2 separate regions of the Homo sapiens genome follow, and region 2 is linked to region 1. A link is a loop called in an ENCODE intact Hi-C map of the cell type or tissue named here. Cell type or tissue: heart left ventricle. All regions are shown on one strand. Each heading gives the region's core, and the rest is flanking DNA. Links, peaks and the distances in the headings are about the cores only.

Region 1 (10,101 bases), core at 3,159-5,658:
AATTTCAGGCATCCAGATGTTTTGTCCACATGATACTGAAAAAAATCCTGAATAGGACCAGTAAATATGGCTATTTAAATGGCTCTAGGCCTATAACAAGTCACTTGGGGGCGATGTGAGTTCTGCAGAAGTAAAATCTGGCTGTTTCTCCCTTTGCCCGAGATAAGGCCAGGCATCACCGGGGCTTAACAAAAAATACTGCTGACTGGCAGACGGGCTGGCTGCTAGTTTGACATTGTCCCTGCTTGTAAAATGTGAGGGTTACACAGATCCACCAGCACATTCACTTCCTCCAAGTCTAAAGATGGAGCTGCTCATCATTTACATTTCATTTCAATTCTACGTCTATGTAAGAGAGAGAAGAAATTCCCAGAGGATCAAAAAAGGGAGAGTGCTTCGCAAAGGCTTCTCCAGTGCCAGAGCTTCTGGAGCTCCAGATCTCAGCATGACTGGTGACTTGAGGGTCACAGTCACATGATGTCATGCTCAGAGTGGTGTTGCTTTCAAGCCTTTATCCCCTTTCAGAAAACAAAATCAGCCAGGCTCTACCAGCCCTTCTGCGGAGGTTGGCAGAGCCAGCAGTACAATCGGTTCTAATAGGACTTGTTTTGAAGCAGCTTATGGAATTGCAGTTACTCTCCCTTAATGGTCAGTTTTACTGCATACTGATGGAGAATGTGATTATAGGGTGGACATGTTTCACAGAAAATACATTTCTCTCTCTCCTACTTTTGTTCTCACTTGCAGCCAATTGTAAATAGAGTCTGAAACACAGAAAATTAGTTGAGCTATATTAGTAAGTGGGATGCCTTTCTTCAATTTTGCATACTGAGTTTATTTTTAGGGTATATATGGTATAGATGCCCCCCCTTAGTCCCCATTTCTAGCAGCTCTACACAGAATCACACATTTTAATAAGCTTAGGGCACAGGTGTTGCAGGAAAAAAAAATAATGATGTTTGCCATTCATCTTTCAAATTAAATAATGTGTTTTTAAATAGTAACTTTTTTCATAATACATTATGGGAACAACATTTATCTGTCACATTTTAAAAGATGTATTTGTAATAAATGTAAATTACTTTTAGAAAATCAGTAATTAGGCTCATCAAAAAATAAACAATCTGCCACAAAAAAGATAATCTTTAGCATAGTTAAGTATAATAACTGTTATTTGAATAAGTTAACAAATTAGGGTAGATTGCTTCTGTAATTCATTTCCTATAGCACGAGTTTAGGTGACGGCATTAAGCTTCTGGAGTGGGGGGTGGAGGTGGCATTAGGCATCTCATACTTGGGTGAAATATGACTCTCACATTTGAAAGCTCAAATTTTCTTTAAACTTGATTGAGAAAGCATATTCATCACTGGGGCTTAGAAATGGGAAATAACAGAATCTTTGTGTCACTTTTAGAGACATATCATCATCTTGGAATTATCGATCAATAGCTGTCTTATTAAATGTGAAGAGTGGAATGACTTTCTTAAAAAATTTGATGGAAATCAGCCTGTCACCTTCAGGCAAAATTCAAAAATTCTGTTTTTATCAAAACGCCATTAACTTGTCATGTATTCTCTCTGCATTTGCTTTCTGAGCCTGTTCTCAATCTGTATGTGGATAAATAAGAGCCTCTTCTTTAACATCAACTTTCCCCTCCTGTTTGAATCCTTAGACATGGCCGTGATTAGGAGTTGTGACAGCACAGTCTTCCACTGGGGAAGCAAATGTGACGATAGTTACATTAGACAGAAGCATAAAAGGAAGGGCCAAATCAGGAGATGTGGCCTTTAGCCTAATCATTGTTCATCTGCAGGCACTGAAGAGAACGGACAGCTCTCTGTGCAGGAAACTGAAGTGGAGAGCATTGTTACTATGCATGCATTTTGATCATGGAGTATAATTGCGATTTGGATAAGCTTTTTATTCTCCCTCAATGGAAGAATTTGAGGCCTTAAATTGTTCAACTACTTCCTCAAATTTTGTATTCTTGCCAGAATTATGTAATAAAGATAATGTCACTAAGAATGTCAATTTTCCCTGTTTTTTTTTTCTTTTGCTTCACAGTTACTTTCATTGTTGAGAGCATTTCTTCTACCTAAATGTCTTATTCAGATAACTGTCTGCCGTAACTGGTCATTCTGACTAGCCTTTTCTCCTGCCATGGTTTTGCTGACCTGAACTCAATATTTTAAATACATATACGGCATGAGGACTATACGTACCTTTCAGTGAGATGATTTTCATGCTTGGGGAGGGGGTACATTCTACCTATGCATATTTCTATGTCGTTTTTCATGAAGGTTTAGAAGATTTTCTTCACAGGTTAAAGTTTTGGGGCTGGGATGCAATGCGGCCTTGTCTGTTGGCTGATTTGCCTTCAAGGAGAGGTCTTGAACTTTAGATTTGGCTGAAGCAGCATTATGTTCTTCTGGCATTCCAGATTCACCTGGTTTTCCGGAACTTTCCTTTTCACTGTCAAGCTTTGAAGGAGTAAACTCTAAGTTTTCTGCACAGCCACTGGAAGTTTGGGGCAAACCATTCACTTCCTTTCCAACCTCAGCTCTTTCCTGAGAGGAAGGACTTGAAAGAGCCACTGTATCTGCATCATCAGCTGAAAGAGAACTATCACTGAACTCAGAAGAACATGCTGTTGCTTGTAGTGGCATTGCAGCTTCGCTGGGAACTGCAGATTCATTTGGAGGAGCACTAGAGAAACAAGGCTCCTCTCCATCAGAGTCACCCTCAACACAGGCCTCAAAAAAGCATTCAATATCTTCCTTGTCATCTAAGCCCGAGTCAGTGGTGTCTAGTGGCAATGGAGTGCTGCTTTTCTCTTCTATGTAATTGGTGACCTCCCCACAATCACTGTCATGAGATGAGAGAGATAAGTACGAATAAAAGTCCCCTTTTCTCAGCTGGATGGGCCGGTGAGAATGCTCCAACACTTTCTCCTTGATTTGAGTTAATGAAGTAGGAGCAGCCACCTCGTTTTCAGGTTGAGATTTACTTTTTAGGGCTGTCGAAGCCATGTCAATGATTTCCTTAACAAAGTTGTGTACTGAACAATCTTCGGCATCTTTTTGATGGAAAACATCTGGCTCACAGTTGCAACAGGAAATGTTGCTGATAGAAGCATTTTCCTCTGTTCCGTTTTGTTCAAGTGCTAGGCAACAACCAGCAGATTTTCCAGCCATACTCGGTGCATCATCAGATGATTTCAGTGCATCAGAGTCTTGTCTGTTGTTAAACCTGGTTTCTAAAGCCAGTTCTGAGAAAGACTTCTCAGTGGGAGTAGAGGCAGTGCTTTGATTTTCAAAATGGTGGTGATTTGGACATTTCTTTGGAAGATGTCTAACATCTTGGGAAACAAATTCCTTGCCAGCAGTATTTGAATCATCTAAACTATCCATAAGTGCTTTACACTTACAATGCTCACTCTCTGAAATCTCTTTCCCATGTGAACCAAGATTTTCTGATACCTTTGAAGTCACATTCGGTTTTCCCTTTTGCCTTTCTGGAATACCTTCAATATTGCCATTTTCCATGTCAGCCACATATGGATCTTTATTAACTTTGAAAATAGTTTTCTTATTTTCACGCTTTGTCCCTAACTCATGGGTATGAGATGAATTCTTACCATTTCCATTATTTTCAGAGACACGTTTTACAGAGCCATTTAGAAGGGTCTCAATATTCAGAGTATCAGAGGGATTGGTCATCTCACTGCTACTTATATCTTTACTGCCCTTCATCTCATCACTGACATTGCACCTTTTCTTATCTCTTGTCAAAGACAATTTTGGCCTAATCCAGGTCTGTAATTCATTCTTTATGTAGTCTAGCCCTGACATCAAGGTGCAGTCTTCATAAATTTCATCATCTGTTGCAATACTGGAGTCGTCATCCTCATCTTTGATGCACAGCTCTTCTTCAGTCAAGGTAAGGGTAGAGCTGGAGAGCAGGTCGCTGTCATCTTCATCATCAGTGCAAGCAGAGGTGCAAGAGACATTAACAATCATGCTGACATTGACATCGCTTTCATCAGCCACTGAACGAGTCAGACGCTTCCTGAACGATGCATTCGATTCCGGGATCTTGTTCTTGTGTAACACAATATCCTCTGAGCAAAGAGAGAGCTCGTCACTGCTGCTAAGTTCTGTTAGAGATGCCGCTGAGTCTTCATTGATAGAAGATGCTATGTCCAATGACATCTGGCCAGTAAAGGACATCTTTTGGGAACTGCTTTGAAGAGTGATATCAGAAACACTTCGTTTTATCTTTTGCTCTGAGGGGCTCTGGATATTCTCCAAACGATTCAGGAGATCTAATGTTCTTTTACTTAGTTCACCAACTGAGCCACTGCTCACGCTTATATCCCCAGAGCTGTGACAGCTAAAGAGATCTTCATTGCTTTTATAGGAAGTCAACCAACTTTCTAAAGAAGTGCTTCGCTGGAGGCTGTCACTGCCATTTTTAAAGATGCCCAATCCAAATAAATCACCCCCTGGAGAAAGGGACTCAATAGATGAACTATGAGATAAAAGGGAGAGCTGTTTGGCATTCTGCATGCCAGTGAATGTCTTTTCTATATTGCCACTTTTATATGAAATGCGATCCATTTCATGAGATGCACTTGCCAAAATCCTTTCATGGGGAGGTACATCTGGTTGTAACTCTGTAGTCTGATGTTTAGATTTGCATGATTTTTTATCAAAATAAAAACCACGAAGCAGGGGATCCTCCACATGCGCTTTTTCGCTTTGTGACTGTTTCATTATCATTGGTAATTTGAGTTTTGAGCCTTGGAGGTATGAGTAATCATAAAATGTAAACACATCATGTTTTCCTTGTAATTCTTCTCCCAAACAGTCAGGGGTATGTTTGGTAATACTGTTTAAATCTCCAACTTTTCCATTTACACAACCCACTGGTGAAATGGACGACTGAGAGCTATTTGGAAGCTTAATGCTTTCCCCCTCATCTGTAAATTTTTGCTTTAACACGTTAACTGCATCTCCCATTTGTGGGTCCAGATGTTCAGTTTCAAGGTTACTTGGGGACCCATCCACTGCATTGAGCAAGCACATTTCAGAGTTGGTAGTGGTTTCTGTGTCTCCTTCACTGACAATTCCACTCTCACTGCCTGAATTCTGGCTCATGTCTCCTCCATGACATGCGCAGGGCTTTACCAAATTGGAACCACCTAGAAGATCTGGCAAAGATTTGGTAGATGAAAATGAAGAGTCTTTACTGAGACTCTTAGTTAAAACATTAGGCTGTGTCATGCCAGTGACCTTTGGATTGTTTTTCAGAAATGGCATGTGGTTGTCCTCATAGAGTTCAACATTGTGGAGGCTGTACACCTGGTAAATGTGTGGACTAGAGGGGGCAGTAATATTTGAGGCATACTGAGATCCCCCATGGTTATCAGCCTCCTCGTCATAACCAGGGTCCTCATTACTTGTCTCTCCAAGCTTCAAGGAAGGGATAACAGGTTGGAGTTCTTGATCAAGGTCATTTGATTCCTCATTCAAACTAATTAACTTGTTACTTATGTCCATTTCATCCCATTCCAGGGCATCCTCACTCATCCCATTTAGGTCCATCAAGCCAGGATCAATCACATTCAAAGTCTCCTGTGTGAGAGAAAGAAAAAGAAAAGGAGAAGAATTAGGGAACACAAGCATGAAAATTTTATCCATTGAAAATCTCTCAGAAGACTCAGGAAAGAAAACTGCCCCAAGCATGGACTTGAAAGACGGCCTAATTATCAACTCTATTCCTCTCTGAAATAACACCCAGAAATTACTGAAAGAGGCTTTTCTATCAATAGTAATTTGTTACTGAAGGCAATAACATAGACTAAAATGTAAGATTATTATTGTCAAATTGTAATTTATGGAATTAGCCATTTCCTATTGATTCATCTACATTTTGAATCTTGGATAGAGTGAAAACTATCAGGTGAATGAAGGTAAAAATAGTACAGCCTATGACATCTCCTAAGGTGCATTCACACTGATACTATTTCAGTTCTGGAGTCCATAGTAGAATACTATCTGCAGCCACACATGGCAAACTCCTTCTTGCCTCTATTCCTGGGTTCTCCATTTTAAGCAGCTTTTGCCTGGGGACTTAAAATAGAGTTGTAGCCACCATGTAGAGCACTTCATGGGCCAGAGGCACATGACTGTGTACCCCCCCTTCCTCTGTGTTCCTATTCAGGGATCTGTCTTTTCAGACTGTGGCCCTGCTCCCAATCAGACATAAGACTAGCAACACTTGACTATTCTCCTTAGCTGTATCTTCCTAGACCCTGAATGCTCCAGGGCAATTTCTTAGTCAAAGTTCTCTCAGCCCCTTTCTTTCCAGTCTCTATCTGTGACAGAGACTTCACTTTGGTCCTTGTTAACTTGGCTCACTACTTACTGTTAGTCCTTCCCCCATTTCTGATAGACAGGAACCTCTCACTCCAGCCCACACCAGCCCCAGAATAATTATTTGAAGACTTTCCTGACCACCCCAGGATGAAGTAGCCCAGATTCCCTTATGCTGCTCTCTGCCTGCCCACTTGGGACCCTTGATGTTTCCTTGGACTTCTTGGCTCTGCCTCTGTTTAGATAGAGCTTGACATATTTTGGGACACAGTAGCTGGCTAGGCTCCTGGACTCTGTTCAAATTCCTTCACTGTCCTTACTTGCTCTCCAGCTGTCTGAATTCATGCTAGAGCCAAGAAAGATTATATATATATATACATAGTGCAGAACTTGATGGGCTCACCTACAGACAGAAACACAAACAGAACTTCTAAGTTCAGCTTATGCTTATGCAGCGTAGCCAAGCAGATGAGTATGGCACTAGAACTTGCAGACTGGTTGAAGGGCTGACTTTGCTGCTTACCATATGCATGACCTTGGACAAGCTGCTTAATAACCTTTCTGAGCAACAGTCTCATTGCCTGTAAAATGGGGATAGCACTGTCAATTTTTCAAGATCATTCTGAGTATTAAACAAGCTAGTGCTTGCGAAGTGCTGAGAAGGCAGACAGTATTAGGTGGCCATACATATATATATATATGTATTTCTTTTTTTGACACAGTCTTGCTCTGTCGCTCAGGCTGGAGTGCAGTAGTGTAATCACAGCTCACTGCAGTCTCAACCTCCCAGGCTCAAACAATCCTTCCGCCTTAGCCTCCCAAGTATCTGGGACTACAGGTGCGTGCCACCGTACCTGGCTAATTTTTATTTTTTGTAGAGACAGGGTGTCACTATGTTGCCCAGGCTGGTCTTGAACTCCTGGATTCAAGTGATCCTCCCACTTTGGCCTCCCAAAGTGCTGGGATTACAGGTGTGAACCACCACATCCAGCCAGTAGCTATAATTCTTAATACATGCAGAATCGCTCTAGTGTGGTCTTGAGTCAATTCATAAAGGGTTTCCTCTGCCTGCTTCATTCTCTTCTTCACATCATACCTTCCAATTTGCTATTAAAACCACAAGGGATTCACGACTTGGCAGAAAGACAGAGGTATCACACAGCATAACAGGCTAGCATATTTGTATTAATGTCAGAATTATTTTAACTGTCTGGTTGAAAAACAGCCCATGATGCTTGTATTCCTCAGTAGTGGGGAAAAAGCGTCACCTGCAGCATGTTAGCAAACTTTCCTAAGAAGCCCTCAATCCTTCCTGAAACTAATAGTTAAAGGGTACCACACAAACACATTAAGTATAAAATACCCATTAGCACTTTATTATACTGGGTATGTAAGAGATTATCTGTATAGCCTACTTAAGTTTAAGAGTCCAGTTACAAGCTAAACATTAATTAAGGGAAATTTTTAAGTTTTCTAAGAGAAATCTTTCCCACTGCCAATGTTACAGCAGTTAATCTAGTACCCAGCAATCATCACAGTGGCTTAGGTACGGAGTACATTCACTGTGATGAATTTTTATTAGAATTTCTGTTTATTCTTTGCTTGCTGATAAAGGAAGTACTAATGACCAGTTAGTACGGCTAATGAATGTTAAAATCTTCAGCTGTAGGAACAATCAATCAGTCTAATCAAATAGTATATTAATTTCAAATACTATCTTGGCTGACACTGTACTCTGAGAGTGCTAATAAATAATTGAATTAGTCTTTCAAAGGAGCTCTTTTTGTAACTCTCTGGTTGACTTTAACATTTAGCAGCACAGATTTTCCACAAGGATCCCAAACCTAGGGGCTCACATGGAGAAGCGGGAATTGTGCCATCTGGATGGGCTGGGAGCTAAGCCCAAGTGGCACCTGCAAGTCAGACTCATCTTCCATGACACAGTCGTTTTCTGACCAAATGCTGCCTTTACGGCTTTACGAATTCAAGCCTAAGAAACTATAAAATTTATAGCAGCACCTAAAGGAAAAAATTCCTTTGCTCAGTAAAATATAGTTGGCCCTCCATATCCATGGGTTCCAAATTCATGAATTCAACCAACTGCAGATCAAATATATTTGTAAAAAAAAATTTCACGGTTACAAAAAAAAAAAACCCAAGTTTTCCCTGTGTCAAGTGATGTGTAGGCATTGTATGAACTACTGTAACTAATCTAGAGATGATTTAAAGTAAAGAGAGAGGATGACTGTAGGTTATATGCAAATAATAAACCATTTTATATCAGAGACTTGGGCATCTGAGGATTTTGGTATCTGTGTGTGTGTGTGGTGGGGAAGGAACACTGACAAACAGCTGTAGTTGGAATGGAAAATTTCCATAGGAAAAGATTAAACTTTTGGATGTAATACTGTTCTTTTATTAACTCTCTGCTCTTATAAACCTCTTATATTTATTGTGATTTCTGAAAATTTCTTGTATGGCAATTCCAGGAAATATCTGACAGGATTCATTAGAAAATCATTCACTTTAGACTTTAAATTTTTTCATATTAAAGAAGTGCTACTCACTCTGCCCTCGCTCACTCCCTTCCTGTTGTGGATTAAATTCTGTCAATATTTTCAATAAAATCTCCATTTCCTCAGGATTTAACTTCAACCATAAAATATACCCCTGGGGCAAGAAAGTGGGAAAAGTTTCCAAGAAAGATGTTAGAGTATTTATATAACTAAAAAAGTTCTCTTTGGGAAAAAAAAGATTTGCATATACAAAGATGTAACTGATAGGAAAATTATTTGGTTGAATGCTCTCTTTGATGATAGCCCAACACAACCAATAATGCTCAAGCTAATCAAACGTTTGTTTTTGTTGTTGTTGTTTTCCCAGAGGAGCTATTTGGTACTTTTTAAAAAAGGCACAATGTTCCTGTCTTTGATATAGTGATAAATCTAAATGAATTTAGACAAAATCTAAGAGTATTTGAATGAGACCAAATGGATAGGGAGTAATAAATGAGGTTCCAAAAGACAGCCTGCAATTCCAGAAATAATTCTGAATTAATTCATGCAAGGGTCTTCTATTCATAGACTTGCTGCATGGGTACAGAATTTTGGCCCAAACCAAGGCATTATATAAATAATTACACACACACACACACACACACACACACACAAACACAGACACACACACACACACACACACACACACACACAGCTATACAGATCTGCTCAAGAAACAAATGGAATTAAATAATGCTAGTTTATTTTATTATTTTTACACTTGGAAGCATTTTATTTATATTAGCACAACATATACAGAGAAAGCAATAAAAGTGGTGGAGAAATGATTATGATGATGACAAAAAAAGAAGAACCAAGATTCCAACCGTGGCAGGTAATACCCATCTCAATTAATACCCTCTGCATGTGTATGGCTTTAATTGAGTTAGGTCTCCCATGATTGCATTTCCAGGATTTTCTTACAATTTTAGCTTAAATGGTGGGTGTGTATAAGAGATGAGAAATACTTTATTACCTAAAGAGTAAAGATAAAGGAACTCGACAGTCTACAAAACAATAACCTAATAGAGAATTGATGTAGCCGCCTCTAGATACCTTTAATTTCCTTTCAAAAGTTGCATCTTTTGAAAGATTTTTTTCTAAAAAATCTCAAAAAGACTAGGATGAACTGAATGTTACAGTCAAACTTCTGGTACTCAGAATGTGC
Region 2 (10,101 bases), core at 2,758-5,257, 95 kb after region 1:
TATTTTACATTTTCAGCACATTTCCAAGATATAATAGCAATTTTAAAACTTTTTTCTTCCAGGCACCAAATTTAGGTCACTGAGTTCCATGGTAGTATTTTGTTCTTTTGCCCTACATGACCAACGGTGCCCTAAGATAAGCACCTTTATCAGAGTTAATGAGAAAAACTTTTCTCTGGGCAAATAAATAAATCAATAAGTTCAAATGTCCCCAAGCACTTGGGTGATTTCACTCACCTTGAAAACATGATATTATATAAGATCCCAAACAAAAATACAATTGGAAGCAGATTAAAGGAAAAGAAGGTATGAAATCACTGTTTCGGTTAATAGATCTTCAGCATTTGCGTGCATATGTTTGCATACTTTTAGCTTCATATTTTAATCTTTCATTTACACTAAACATGCACATCACTTGTATTATGTAAACTTCTCCAAATGTTAGTCATTTGTGGATCACAGAACAAAATGTTTTAAATGAGGTGATTTAAAGCATTTCATATTATTAATGAATGTTGATCAGGGTGTCAGAGTATCCAAAATTACATGAATATGCATAGTGGAGAAAATCAAGGGTTGCTTTAGAGCGCTTTTAGAATCTGGCCTGTGATACAGGAGAAATTCTGATTGCGTTTTCTAATGGAAGGCAATTACCAGGACCATGTTACTCCAGCACTTAGGAAACACACTGTCCACTTGAATTTTCTGGATTCAATATTCAGGAGCATTCTAGAAACCTAGATAGTGTTTTATTTGTCAGAGCGATGATTGGAGGAGAGGACAATCTGCTTTATGTAATCAGGTTCCCATCTAAAATGATATAGCTGACAAAGATTTACATAATTAATTTGGTAAGATTTCCACATAATATTGGGGGAACCAGTATTTCAGGCAGGCAGGAAAATCTTATTCAAATATTTTACTTATGCCACATGGTATTACTCATTGACAGAAAGAGTCCTCTGGCTGTGCCACTTGGGAATGGCCTCTACCAGTTATCCCTTTAACTTGTGACAAGCTCATCCCCCCCTCTTCACCCCAACTTTAAACAGCTCTCACACAGCACATCAGTCAAGAAAGGAAACAGCTTAGATGTGTCCCATAAAAATGATAGTCTTACACAAATAAAAATATAAAAAGCAATTAATTTAATTTTAGATGTAATAAACCAATCTTCTCTGTTAAATGCGTATAAGTAGTCACTGCAATAGCTATTATAAAAGGTTATTACCTTTAAAAGAAACTTGTCTTTATGTGTGCTCTCAGTCTTTGTCACCATATAGCCGACTGTCTAAACAGCTTGATTTAAGATGTGATTGATGGACAATGCCTTCAAACTCTAATACAAAAGCTAAGAGTATCTAGTTAATTGTTAGATGTATTGATATATGGATGAAAGGTACTAAAATGTTATATAATTTAAGGTGAAAATATTTATTTTAATTTTTGAAGCATATTGAAGGTTAAATCTAATATGTTTAGGGGCTCAAGCTGTATGTGTAATAATGTCAGGAGCTTATATTTTTGTTGATGCTAGTATGTTTTTGCTCTTCTGTCTCTTAACATCTTTTCAGAAGCATTAGACTCAGAAAATCAACTGCCAGCTCTATCAGTTTTCGGTCATCCTATCAAGTGGGGCTACTTTATCCTGTGGTGAGAAGATAATTTAATCTTCATATTCATTCCACCCACAGCAGTAAGTGAGCAGAGGCTGCCCCATTGTGTCCTGTAGTCTGGGGATGTTATGATATAGACTACTCTTCAATAGGCAAAAATGAGATTAGCAAAGTTAAAGTCAGAAAGCTTTTCTTGAGTGCTAAGGTAAATAAGCATCCAGTATTTAATTTCCCCACAGCACCTGCTGTGGGCCTCTCTGTCTAGTCAAAAATAAAATATACTCTCTTGAAAGGCCATATTTACATTATTAAGTGTATTTGCTTGGCCAATTCAATTTTGACTAATGAAGCCTCCTAATAGATATGTGAATGATCTAAATTAAAGACACAGGACAGTACTATTCTAAATGCCATCCCTGTGTATATAAATACAAAGAAAAACTTTTAAAAAAAGGAGTTAAAAATAACTACAAACTCTAGCCCACCATTTTAACTAAGAACTAAAGAAGTTGTAGAAAATTCTTATTGAGTACTTACTTTTAGCACAAATGCTAAAACTGAATTATAAAACAAAGCCAGCAAAAACAGGAATTTCTGAAATAAATATACTTAGAAATGCATGAAGACTTGATTGAGATAACTTTTTTGACAGTTACGCTAAAGGCTTCCCCGCCACACCGAAGTCCCCCTCCTTTTTTTTTGTTAGAAATCACACCGAAAATTCTGCCCAAATGGAGACTGGAACAATGCCTTGAAACAGTGTTAATTGTCACCATGGAAACCAGAAGAATAAGCCATTTTGAAACTGGTATAGAAGGCACACATTGAGCAACTCAAGCATTTTTCTGCCTCCCTCAATGTTAAGGAACAAGATGCCTTGTCACTGTGAGGTCAGAGAAAGAAAACATCATGAAAGGGTTGTAGATGCTCACTGTCTGGTAAATAAAAAAAATAAAAAATAAACTATATACAGCTAATGCTATAAGACTCTACCGAGTGAATCTTTTTGAAATAGAGGGATCATCAAAAGATGGCCAGGATTGGGGGATGGCTTCCACCTAAGCAAAACTTGAGGGCTATATTATGTGAACCTTGCCCCCAAAGCTCCCTGGGAATTCTGCTGTTGTAATAAAACTTCAGAAGAGGAAAGAAAAAAGGCAGCATGATGGAATTCAAAATAATGCTCTAAAAGCACACAGAGAGATTAAGACATCCATTGTAAGACTTTTGTATGGTGCTTCTGTTGGTTATGCTGAAAAGAGACCAGACATTGCTGAACAGAGAGTGAAGCTTTGGCTGCGAGAAACACACAAATTAAACTAAAGACATTTCTTGATTATTAGAATAGGGCTGTTGTATTCTGTGTCATCAGGGTTTGAGCATTTACATCTTACACCATATTACTTTTAACTGAGCTTCAGTTGACTTTATATTAGGAAAAGTTAAAACAAGGAAAATGATCTAGTTATTAGAATGACAGGATTGAATGTCTTTCCTGGTACAAATATAATGCCACAAACACCTGTTTATCCAGCAAGATCCCCTTTCCCATATATGCATGATTGACTGATAGATACGATTGATAGATAGATAGATAGATAGATAGATAGATAGATAGATAGATAGAATACACTGAGAAAATAAAATATATCTTACTTAGTCTATCAGTAAGAAAGCAAATGCTAGGAACATACCAAAACACCAAACTACTGGCAAAATAATGTGTGAAAATATGCATTTTTGCAAAAAAAAAAAAAAAAAAAAAAAAAAAAAAATCCAGGGATGTGTCTATTTACAACTCTCACGTGTTTTCTGGCTAGTGTTTGCCCTCCTCATTCGAGGCTTCATGGTGGCCCCTCAGCAAGTCCATGCCTAATGCCATTCAGTGGTGAACAAAGAGTCTTTTTATATAAAAGTCCAGGGTCCAAGCTCAGCTGTCCATGCGGAGTGCAGGAATCTGCCAGAGGCCAGTGTTGCCTGTGCAGCAGCTCTTGTGCTGCCCCGCTTTTCAGAAGACTTGTGTGTAGCATCTCATAACGCATATGATGCTGCACATGGAGTCAGTACCACCAACACTTCAAGAAGATGTTCAAAACTGAAGAAAAGGGTTCAAGCCCAAGACAAATAATAGTTGTTATTTCTTGCAAACTCCTTGTATTTTACCAGTAGAATTTATGGTGAGTAATTGCATAGAGAAATTATAAAGACTCCTACAATTGTCCTTGTAAATTAATAATAGGTTTTCCTGATTGGGATAAATTTGCTGCTGAGCCTTTGGAAAAATTAAAAAGTGCAATGTCATTTAAAATTGCCAGAACTCGCACAGCAAATGACACCTGAGGTTAAGAATTGAGTTTTCCCCCTCTTCTAGCTTATTCCATTTGCATGATCTGGAAATCACATTACACTGGCCATGTACTGTTAATTGGACATAGATTGCATTATCTTTAATATAAATCAAACTACAAATATTAAAATGAATTGCAAATTCCCTAATAGAAGATCATAAAACAATCTTTTTTAAAGTATCTGCCATTAATAATTTAATTCCAATCATACCACTCAGAAAACTTAAGTAGGAGACCTGGCAACTTATTTCTCCAGTCATTTCTTTTAAATAACAAATATCTAAGCCTTTAAAAATAAATATAGCTAGACTAGAAGTCACTGTTACAGAACAAAAATAAAAACACAAATAACTGAAAACTTTCATGTCAATTTCATAAAAAATACTGCATAAGGACGCCAAGTCTACCTGTCTCCTTTCTTTCCTTCCCATGTCAAGGGTGAGAAAAAAGTCTCCTATAGGTAAAATTTAGTAAGTTTAAGAACTATCTTGATCATACCCTGTAAAATTATAATATTGATTATTATTTTTCTATTTACTTTTTAAAACGGTTCTCTATCCCCTTAGATATTTCCATAAATTTGATATCCTTCTGAAGCCTTTGTATGGCCTTTAATGAGTTTATATTAAATATTTAATACTGTTTAGGGCATATCCACTACTACCAAAAACAGTCATATTCCCAGCAGTCCCACTGTTTCAGGCAGAGGACTTGATTGATCCTCCTAGCCTGAATTGAGTAGAATGAAAAGAAGCAGTTGGAAAATAGCTGCAATCATTTAATGCAGATGACCTCTGACAGCCCCGCAGCTCTTCTATCTGAACAGAAATTTGCATGGGGTCTCTGTGCAGAGGAACAATGTAACCTAAATGGTAGACAATCTTTATTCTAATGAAGTGGGTGTCAAGGTCAATGTAAAACTGCAATGATAAATGGTGCACCACTAGGCAAGAGAAGTTGCATAGGCATTGTAGTGCTTTCACATTAATTGAAGACTGAAATGCACTGCGTGAAAAGCACAAGCCTCTCTTTTCACCATAACGTGTTAATGCGCCAATACCAAAATGATCTCTTCAAGATGTTTGCCTGTTGACATGTATCTTATTGCAAAAATAACACAAGTATAAAATTACGGCAAAAAATGGACATTTTTAGAATTTAGTGTTTTCCTGGAATCAAATTACAAAAATTAAACAAAACGCTCCCAAATGATGTCCTGACACCTAATGTAATTCCTTTGATCCCTTTTTCTTTTCTTTTTCTATTTAGACCTGTCTTTAATTAGTTTCAACCAAGCAACCTTTTACAGAACCCTTCATTTGGGTACTTTCATGTTGAGCAAACTGTAAAAGAAGACTGAGGAGAGAAGAATCACTCAAATATTATTTTTTCCCCTCACTTCTAAGTTTTCTCCTTAGTCTGCAGTAAAGATCTTCAGGTGTTGTTTGTCCTGAATGAAAATGTAATGAAAAGTCTATGGTGTGTAAAAGAAAATAACTATTTTCTAGTGTGGGAACTAGAAAACCTTAATCTGGTCGTTGGAAATTGCCAAAATGACTGCACAGAAATAATTACACCATGACTTCAGTTGGTCTAGCAATTTTGTGGCAGTCAATATTTTTCATCCCATAAAAATAAGGATAGTAAGCTGCTTTTTAAAAATCCTGATCTACTTAAGCCTGTAAAGGGGACATTGTTTGCTAATACACTCATTAGCAACCAAGGACTTTAACTTCATCAATTAAACAGGAAATGGAGTTGCATCATTTAGTTTCATAATTTGCTAAAATACGGATAAGAGCATATTATTAACCATTCAGGAAACATTTCCAGGCTCAACTCATAATACCTTATAAACTGCATTTTTATGGTTGATATTTTTTTCAGATTCTGGTAGACTCTATGATATAGCTACATTTCCAACACTACACTTCCTGTTACGAATAGATTTTAATAAAGCAATTACAGTTAGAATAGTCAGGAATGGTCTGTAGGTCTGCAGTCTTGGTGACAGAAGGCTATTAATATCCTTTACTATAAAATAAATGATATTGCTAGTCTGCAACTCTGATGTAAAAACAAATTGTCTCAAACGGAAATCAACATTCCTGAAATGGTAATTCAGAGAAAAAAAAATCTCAACATGAAGGAGGATAGTGAAAAAGAAAAAAAAGTTACTGATGAAACTGTTTAAAAAACTGTACAGCTTCATCTGTGTGTGATTTGTCAGGTCTGAAGCTTTGACGTGCCCAAGGGGCAGACCCCAGCGGGGAGTAGGCTGCCGAGCTAAATAGCTGTGAAAGAAGTCTTAATGTAGGATGGAATTCAAACTAACCTTGACATGACCTCGGGAAAAATATGCAAAAAGTAAAATGAATGCTCTCTGCAAGATACATCCTAATTTTGTGGTAGAGCTGGTTAGTTTTACAAACATAACTGAGACCTTAAAAGAAAAATAGAAAGCTAGTAAAAGGGGAAAAGTTTAGAATTCAGGCAAAAAACGTAAGCAGGCATGTGTTACTGTGAAGGCATGTGAACCATTTGGAGAGAATCCAAATAAAAACCCACACTGAACAATATTGTTGTCAGCCTGTCTATTCAGGAAAATTGTTTTTTTTTTTTTTTTTTTTTTTTTTTAGGTTGAATATAAATGACACAAAGCCAAGATGCCAAGATTACATCATTGCATTACAAAGTCTGTTGTGGCTTTTAGCTGAACAAGCCCCACGGATCTATTGGTTTAGGACAGTAATTCAGCAAGGAGGTTTTAATGTGCTATTTTTTCCTCCAGTGTCAATAAAAAATAGAGAAATTTAAGGAAGAAATATCCCGTGTGCTCTCTAGTCTATTTCTTGCTTTTGATCTGTATTTGATAAGCTGAACTCCAGTTTTTGTTGATGCATTCAGTCCTGATTTGACTCTATTATAAATTTTGCCTGTTTTGAAGTGATCGGCTTAGTAGGAAGGCATTTGCTCTAACTCCTTAGCCAAGAACTGGCTAACTCACTGGATATATGGAAATTTTAATTGAGTGTCAACTTGTATAGAAATTCAATCCTATTATCTTCTCAATGCAATTTTGTAGCAATACCAGTTATTTACTACACTACTAACCAGATTTTAAACATAATTAAATTGCTAAGAACATACACCCAAAATCTAATGACTTAAATCCCTTCACCAAGGATGTGAATTCCTGGATCAGGCGTATGCACTTCCAGTAGATTTTCATAAGCATAAAGTGAGCAGATGGATGCAATCATTTAGAAGCACGGAGAGTTTTACTGAATACCTGTTGAACAACCATATGTAAAGATCATTGTTTAATGGATGTTATGCCATAGGTCTCTTCTTTGGTCCATTCTTATTAAATATTTTATTAATGACATAGATAAAGAAAATATGAATATGGCATATTGATCAGATTGGCAGATTATACTAACGTCAATGATCAATAAAGTATAATATGCATTTTAGTTCAGAGATCATAAACTCAAATACCTAAATGTAGCAGTATGCTAGTAAACTGGTTCTCTAAGGAAAAAAAAAGAAGAAGAAGAAGAAAAAAAGACCTGATTTGTAATGTTCGTTGATTTCCCTGGTGTAAATACTCCCACTGTGGCTGATTCCAATCTACCAATGGTGGTTGCTGCTGGTAAAATTCCTGAATATTTAACAATATGCTCTCATAAGTCAGTATTAGCCAGCTCCAACACCTCACTACCAGGCAGATGATATCAAGGAATTGAGTAGGGCAAGGATAAATCCTCTTCTCTCTTTCATATTCTAACTATTGCTACTGTCATAAAAAAGAGAACTATTTTTTTAAATAAAGACAATGCATAAATGTGACTATTACTAATATCTAATATCAGTAAGAGATAAGCAGGCATAGTGTGAACTGTGGAGGATGGGAGAGCATATGCCTCATCTAAAAGGGGCAACCCTTAACTCAGTTCTGCCAGCTATTACCCTGTGGAAATACGGCTTCAACATGGGTTCAGTATGGCAAGACATATACATTTTAAAGCCTATACACACACACACACACACACACACACACACACATAAACACATACGCACACATATATATATTATGTGAAGTCTCAAAATTGTTCTATGTTGCATTAAAACTTTTTAACACTACACAGATCAAACTATGTCTCTGGATATGAATCTGCAGGCAACTACTTTATAATATCTATTTCAGATGATAATAGACTCTAAAAGGAACAAAACATGCTGCCATAATGAGTTAAATCTAAGAAGGAGAAATGACAAATGTAAAGTCAGGCAGAGTTAATAACCACCCCATTTCACCCCACTACCCCCACTCCAAAATGATAAAAAGTTTTAAACTGCATAAAGAATGGAGGTAACAAGGCTTCACTTGCCTTTAGGTTCAATGTGAGTCAACAGACAATAGAAGGTAGATGTAAATTTTTAAAAAAGTGAGACAGGAGAGTTCCCTTGACCCCTTCACAAGACTTGTGATAGAGGTGTGGCTCGTTTACTCGGCCACTTGCAGTTAAACCCCTTGCAGGAGGGGGAGCCCGCAGGTGAGCGGGTGCAGGAGCCAGGGCAAGTGACTTTGGGTGTCAGCAGGAAAAAACACTGCACTGGCCCGCGGCAGCATCTAGGGGTTGCCCATAACCTCTGGAGCCTCAGAGGGCACATGTTACAAACAATGTTCTTTTAGCATTTGCCATCCATGGATGGTGTTAAACAGCTTAGCGAAGAGTCAGCTTGATAGCCTTTTTGGGTTCCTGCACCCGGTGCATCCTGAATTCTTGTCCAGCATCCAGGAAGAATTAGGTCACACAAATGGATGGAAAGGTGATGTATGTGGAAGATTTTACTGAGTGATGGAAGTGGCTCTCACTGGGATGGGGAGCTGGGAAGGCGATGGAGTGAGAAGATAATCTTTCCCTAGAGTTTGGCCATCCCTGGCTGAACTCCTCTCTGTCCCCAGCCAGCCGAACTCCTCTTAACATTCAGACACTTCTCTTCTCTCCTTCTGTGCTGCACTGCTCTGCTCTGCCAGTGGAGCTTGGGGTTTTTACGGGTACAGGGTAGGGGGCGTGGTGGGCCAGGGTGGTTTTGGAAAAGGCAACATTCGGGCAGGAAAACAGGAATGCATGTTCTCATTTAGGGCTGCGGTTCCAGGCTTGAAGGTGGAGCCCTTGCCAGGGACCCTGCCCTCTTCTACCCAATATTTCCCTGCTTCCTGTCCATATTGAAAGGAAACATGATTTTGGATTGAATTAAGAAAAACACAGGGTTAAAAAAAGAAAGGTAATGGATATATTAGTTTGACTGTGATTTGCTAGGCCCCAACCTTGTACTGCTTGCATTCCATTTTCCAAAAGGGACCTAGACAATGTATTAAATGTTCCAAAAAAAAGCACTTCAGTAAGGGAGAAGATTCAATACTTCCCCAAGGGTCAAGCTGTTGAATGAGCTAAAGGTATTCAGCTAAGAGGGCAAATAAAAGTTAGAGGTGAAAGAAGAGAGGAAGGACATGTTAGAAGATTTTGAATATTTAGAGGACTTTTGCATAAAAAATATTAATTTGTTCCATCTGACCTCAGAGGTCAGACTGGGGGTCAAATGCTGAAGCTTGAGTAGGAACACAGCATGAGAGATAGTGGGTTCCCATTCATCAGAGGTGTTCAGGCAGAGATGAGAAGTCTACCTGGCTGGGATATATTATGGGCAAATGAAGCATTGAATGAGGATTGGCCTGGGAGATAGAGCCTAAATTTCCTCTCTGTTTTAGAAAGTTGAGCTTCTTTGGATCCACATTCATAAGATCAGCCATAACAATTACATTATCCCAGGTAAAAGAAATGCCAAGACTGAAAATCACCAAGTTAAGAAGAAGCTGTCACTCGCTAGAACAAGATTCAGAAACAAGATTCTCATGCAGAAAAACCTGAGAGAACAACAATGGAGCAAAGACACAACCACATAAAATGTAAGCTGTATAATCTAAGCTAAGATGGGCTACAGAGAACCAAAAGAAAGGGCAGGGTTAACTGAAAATTCTAAAACTGTCTTCAATCCATCCTACTTTAGAGAGGCGTTTCATTGAATTTGAGGTACAGAATGAAACTTTCAAGTCTTTTTATCTGATA

Evidence for each region. Peaks named below come from ENCODE experiments on the same cell type or tissue, not always from the same donor. Only the 100,000 strongest peaks of a DNase experiment are listed, where the experiment ranks them.
Region 2: a loop joins it to region 1, with 2.9 times the contacts of the local background. A loop is called at or near these places in 22 of 110 quality-filtered maps.

Annotation. Positions count from the first base shown.
Region 1 is chr14:32,816,938-32,827,038 of GRCh38, reverse strand. It overlaps AKAP6 (A-kinase anchoring protein 6), which reads right to left. Exons shown (of 14, transcript NM_004274.5): 13 at 2,224-5,637. The coding sequence ends at 2,266. Among named protein-coding and RNA genes, the nearest start is that of NPAS3, 120 kb to the left of the region's middle. In heart left ventricle, for the core only: no CTCF peak of the experiment used is centred there; no DNase peak of the experiment used is centred there; H3K27ac peaks cover 708 bases.
Region 2 is chr14:32,721,491-32,731,591 of GRCh38, reverse strand. The region is part of intron 9 of AKAP6 (A-kinase anchoring protein 6); the gene reads right to left. Among named protein-coding and RNA genes, the nearest start is that of NPAS3, 210 kb to the left of the region's middle. In heart left ventricle, for the core only: no CTCF peak of the experiment used is centred there; no DNase peak of the experiment used is centred there.